Regions from separate parts of the Homo sapiens genome. Here region 2 is linked to region 1. Evidence: chromatin loops called from intact Hi-C (ENCODE). Cell type or tissue: Caco-2. All regions are shown on one strand. Each heading gives the region's core, and the rest is flanking DNA. Links, peaks and the distances in the headings are about the cores only.

The links. Peaks named below come from ENCODE experiments on the same cell type or tissue, not always from the same donor. Only the 100,000 strongest peaks of a DNase experiment are listed, where the experiment ranks them.
Region 2: it touches region 1 in a loop (12-fold over the local background); 3 of 110 quality-filtered maps call a loop at or near these places.

Annotation. Positions count from the first base shown.
Region 1 is chr5:41,637,006-41,639,927 of GRCh38, reverse strand. No RefSeq gene overlaps it. Among named protein-coding and RNA genes, the nearest start is that of PLCXD3, 130 kb to the right of the region's middle. In Caco-2, for the core only: a CTCF peak has its summit at 1,824 (motif pointing right); DNase peaks (open chromatin) are centred at 1,107 and 2,337.
Region 2 is chr5:41,525,695-41,528,616 of GRCh38, reverse strand. No RefSeq gene overlaps it. Among named protein-coding and RNA genes, the nearest start is that of PLCXD3, 17 kb to the right of the region's middle. In Caco-2, for the core only: no CTCF peak of the experiment used is centred there; DNase peaks (open chromatin) are centred at 1,266, 1,766 and 2,486.

The sequences.
Region 1 (2,922 bases), core at 285-2,784:
GTACACTTTTCAGTCATTAAAAAGTATTCCTAATTTTTTTTTGAGGTTTGCATAAAGGCTAGAAGTTCTCACTAGGGTTTACCTGGAAGAGGTAATGGCTTAAGAAATTAGGTGTATCAGTCCTGTTTGTATTGTGAGGATTAATTGCCTTAGTATCCAAAGGTACAGATAAAAATAAAAGCCATAAGTTTTGCATGCATCAGGATGCAAGCAGTTTTCTCACAAAGATCAATACCCTCCATAGAGGACTATTAATAGGAAAGTTCTGAGGACTTTCATCTACAAAGCAATCTGTGAGGCTAATCATAACCCTGAGCTGAGGTGCATTCCCAGTTTAACATAACCAATTAGAAGTCATGGAATAGAAGAATTAAATGGATTGAATTTGCTCATCATGCCATTCCTTACCTTTGGAGTGTGCTGGGCTCTCTGGAGGTTAGAAAGATATTCTTATAACAAAACCCCTCATTGAAATACCTTCAGAAAGGAAACAGGCCCACCTTTCCCATTTATGTGACAGTTGGGAAACATATACCACTTTACCAGTGGTCATCTCTCATAAAATGATGTCACTCTGGATATGACCTCTAGATTAGTGGTGTGTCAGGCAACTATTTTTCTTAAAACTCCAGTGAATAGCTCCTGAAAAAGGATTTCATACTGATAAAAAATAAGTGGACTAATGGTCCACTTACTGTATTTTATGAGTCAGATTTATGAAAACCCAGCTTTTGGGAAATTGGGTTGGTTAATTTTATGTATCAACTTGACTGGGTCATGGGGTGCCCAGACATTCAGTCAAATATTATTATTTAATTAATTTAAATAATTATTATTATGGGCGTGCTTTTGGATGAGATTAAGATTTAAATCTTAATTAAGTAGAGCACATTAAGTAAAGCAGATTACTCATCCCTAATGTGGATGGGCCTCATGTAGTCAGTTGAAGGCCTGAATAGAACAAAGAGCTGACCCTTTCCTGAGTAAGAGAGAATTCCTCGTGCCAAACTACCTTTGAACTGGGTCATTGGCTTTTTTCTATTTGAACTGAGACATCAGCTCTTCCTGGGACCGAAACTAAGCAAATAGATCTCTTGATACTTAGGCCTTTGAACTCAGACTGGATCTACAACATTAGCTCTTCTGGGTTCCCGGGTCTGACTTATCTTGCAGATCTTGGGACTTGTCAGTCTCCATAATTGTAAGAGCCAATTCTTTATAATAATCTTTTTCTTTCTGTATATACATTCTATTTGTTCTGTTTCTCTGGAGAATCTTGACTAATACAGCAATTAATCTGGTTTCCATTAAGATGGGTTAACCTCCTTTTAATCATATTTATATATTTCTGCCTTGAGTCCTAGATGAAGACATTTTCTGAATATTGTACAAGAAGAACGTTACTAATACGTTATCTATGGCCTCGGTCCTGATTGATACTCTTCCTTCAGATGTGCAGAAGCTCATGAAAAAAGCCACTGCATTTGAGGCGTCAGGGTGGAGAGTGTGAGGAAAGGGACTAAGTGTCTGTCTATTGTGCTAGGGCCTGAAAATGATCATCTGCCACTTGGGCTTTGTGGTAGGAATAGAAAAAGGAAAAGAAAGAGGAAGGGGAGAAGGAAGAATAAAGGAGGTAGAGGAGATGGGGGCCTAGGACGGTTTGTACTTGTTCAGAAGGGGAATTGGAAGTGGGGTTTAAGGCCTTCAGAAAGCTTCAAGAGCTGTTTCTCCCATGTTGCTGCCATATCTCTTTTCGACAATTTCCTTTTTACTCTCAGCCTTAGGGAGCCATTGTAGCCTGAAAATAGCCGTGAATGTTCAATTTCTGCGATGCCTGTTCCTCAACCTCTCACTAGGTGGCAGATATTAAATCAGGAAAGGCGAAAGACCTCTGCAAAAGATAATGTCTCTGGATTTTGACCTTTGTAATTTCAATAAGTTTCCTAGTTTCCAGGAGAGGAGACCTTAATCTATGGAACTCATCCACATCATAATCTCCTCACATATTCTGGGGTTATTTGAGTTGTTTTTTCCTCCTCAACCTTTACAAGGAGATCCCTCTCAAAACAAGCTCACAGTTATTAGTCCTGCCTACACACAACAAGCACCAAGCGTGAAAACAGCCTTAAACAACAACAACAACAAAAGATGTGCCTACATTATATCTTCACTCTTTCAAACAGGAAGAAGAGAAATGAGTTACAAGAGAATTTGCGTTTATCAGTCTGGAAACCGTGGTCTGTGGGCGGGGGCTACTGCTTCAGCCTTGCCTGACTATTCATCAACTGAGCAGGAAGCCGCTCTCAGGAGAGAGGCCTCAGCCTGCAGTGGCCTGAGGCTGAGTGGGCAGGGTGGAAGGCACAACAGGAACAGCAGGAAATCCCTTTTAAATTCTGGAGATTTGAGGCCGGGCACGGTGGCTCACGCTTGTAATCCCAGCACTTCAGAAGGCCAAAGGGGGCAGATTCCTTGAGGTCAGGAGTTTGAGGCCAGCCTGGCCAACATGAAGAAACCCCATCTCTATGAAAAATACGAAAATTAGCCCGGTGTGGTGGCATGTGCCTGTAATCCCAGCTACCCAGGAGGCTGAGGCAGGAGAATCTCTGGAACCCGGGAGGTAGAGGTTGAAGTGAGCCAAAATAGTGCCACTGCCCTCCAGCCTGGGTGACAGAGCAAGACTCCATCTCAAAAATAAGTAAATTCTGGAGATTTGAGTAAACATCTGTTAGCTGGCAATAAACAGTGGGATATCCAGTGGGGAGAATCTTCTTATCTTCATGCCAGTCTGTCGTTTTTCATACAGGGTCGCCTGCAGTGATATTCATAGTTATGAACAAAGGCTCACTCATGAATGAGTAAGAAAAAGCAGGCATCCTAGGTCATGGGAACCTGGCTTTCTTATGGAGTATGGTCTTTTCTAGC
Region 2 (2,922 bases), core at 93-2,592, 110 kb after region 1:
TTTATGATGTTTATTGTCAGATTTTACTTGGCTTGTTTCTTTACTTCATTAGTTAATTGCTGCTACATACAAACCTCAAAACTCAATAACTTAAAACAACTCCTTATTTAATTCACAAATAAATGGATCAGCAATTTGGTCTGAATTCGTTTGTGTGGTTCTTGTTTCTTTTGGGCTCACTCAAGTATTTGTGATTAACTGCTAAGTCTGCAGCTCCAGGATGGCCTTGGTTATGACATTTTATCTCTACTTTATATGGTTTCTCATCCTTCTATTATTGGAAAGAGGTCCTGATCCAGACCTCAAGAGAGGGTCTTGGATCTCATGCAAGAAATAATTCAGGATGAGTCTACAGAGTAAAGTGAAAGCAAGTTTATTAAGAAAGTAAAGAAGCAAAACAATGGCTACTCCATAGGCAGAGCAGTGGCATGGTCTGCTCGACTGAGTATACTTATAGTTACTTCTTGATTATATGCTAAACAAGATGTATTAGTCTGTTTTCATGCTGCTGATAAAGACATACCCGAGACTGGGTAATTTATAAAGAAAAAGAGATTTAAGGGACTCACAGTTCCCTATGGCTGGGGAGGCCTCACAATCACTGCAAAAGGCGAAAGGCATGTCTTGAATGGCAGCAGACAAGAGATAATGGGAACAAAGCAAAAGGAGTTTCCATTTATAAAACCATCAGATCTTATGAGACGTATTCACTACCATAAGAACAGTATGGTGTAAACTGCCCTCATGATTCAATTATCTCCCACCTGGTCCCTCCCACAACACATGGGAATTATGGGAGGTTCAATTCAAGATGAGATTTGGGTGGGGACACAGTCAAACCATATCACAAGGGGTGAATAATTCATGAGTTTTCTCAGAAAGGAGTGGGCAGTTCCCAGAACTGAGGGTTCCTCCCTTTTTAGGCCAAATAAAGTAACTTCCTGACATTGCTATGGCATTTGTAAACTGTCATGACACTCGTGGGAGTGTCTTTTAGCATGTGAATGCATTATAGTTAGCATATAATGAGCAGTGAGGACGACCAGAGATCACTTTCATCACCATCTTGGTTTTGGTAGGTTTTGGCTGGCTTCTTTACCGCAAACTGTTTTATCAGCAAGGTCTTTGTGGCCTGTATCTTGAGCCAACCTCTATCTCATCCTGTGACTAAGAATGCCTAACTTCCTGGGAATGCAGCCAAGCAGGTCTCAGTCTTATTTTACCCAGCCCCTATTTAAGATGGAATCACTCTGGTTTGAGTGCCTCTGACACGTCAGCAGACTATTTTGGGACTGCTCACATGGTGCCTGGATATGGTTCAGAGACAGAGTTGGGTATGTGAAGAATCTTGTCTGAGAACTGGGGCACGATTACTCCCACTGCATTCTATTGACAAAAGTCACATTCCAGTCCAGATTGAAGAAGTGGACAATTGGCCACCTCTTGATGGATGGTTAAAAAAAAATTGCAAAACGTGTGGATGTGAAAAAGAGTTATATGGTCATTTTTACTATTATCTTTATATAAAGGGGATAATATGGCATGTGCTCTTTTGTGTCTTCTGGCGTTTTTTTCTGCTAACATAAAATTTTTGAGGGTTATCCATATTGTTAAGTCAGAGTGATTTAAAACAACAGAAATGTATTATCTCATGGTTCTAGGGACTGGAAGTCTGAAATCAAGGTGTTGGCAAGGCCATGCTCTCTCCATCGGCTCTAGGAGAGAATACTTCCTGTCCTCTTCTAGCTTTGGTGTGAAGACTAAACTCTGACCTTTTTTTCTTAATCTTATCTTGCTCAAATTCCTTCTTAAGGGGTTTGGTGAGCACGCCCTACAAACCCTAAAGTCTCATCAGAGGAGTTTTATTTAACCCTGTATAACATGTCCTACTTTCGAACCTGACTTTGGCATAACATCACACAACAAATAAGCAACCCCAAATATATTTTATTGTCTTATCTTGAAATTGGCCTGCAAAGTCGTCTCTTGTGGGAAAAACCTACATTCTGTAGAGAATCCCCTTTTCTCTTTTTTTTTTTCACTTTCCAGATCCAGGAGATAATCAGCTAAGAGCCAGGTGCCCTTTTATGTCTGATAAGAAACATTTTATAACCTATTTTCCCTGAAGTCTACTATGTTAAGGCTTCCTCTGCACAATAAAACTTTGACCTCCACAATCCCTTATCCTAACCCAAACATTTCTTTTCTATTGATCTCAGGCCTTTATATAAACTCAACCAATTGTCAAACAAAAAATGTTGAAATTTACCTTAGCCTGAAAGCCACCTCCTCAAGTTGTCTTGCCTTTTTGAACCAAACCAAAGTACATCTTAAATGTATTTGGTTGATGTTTCATGTCTCCCCAAAATGTATAAAACCCGGCTCTTCCCTAACCACTTTGGGCACACGCTCTTAGGATCTCCTGATGGCTGTGTCACAGGCCATAGTCATTCATATTTAGCTTAGAGTAAATCTCTTCAAATATTTTACAGAGTTTGACTCTTCGTTGACAGGTGTTTGCCAGCAACCTTTGGCATTCTTTGGCTTGCAGGTGTATCATCACTCCAGTCATATGACTTTTCTCCCTGCGTGTCTTCACATCATCTTCACTCTGTGTGTTTCTTTGGACATATTTCCCTTTTAGGACAGCAGTCATATTGGATTAAAGTCTATCCTAATGACCTCGTTTCTACTTGATGACCTCTGTAGTGATCCTATTTCCACATAAAGTGACATTCTGAGTTACCCAGGGTTAGGATTTTAACATATCTTTTTGGAAGGCTATAATTTGACCCATAATGGAGCTACTATAAGTAAAGTTGTTACAAACATACTTGTATAATTCTCTTTGTGGTAATATACTGAATTATTTTGAGATATATACCCTGGAGTGAGTAATAGGTAAAGTGTATGTTTAACTTT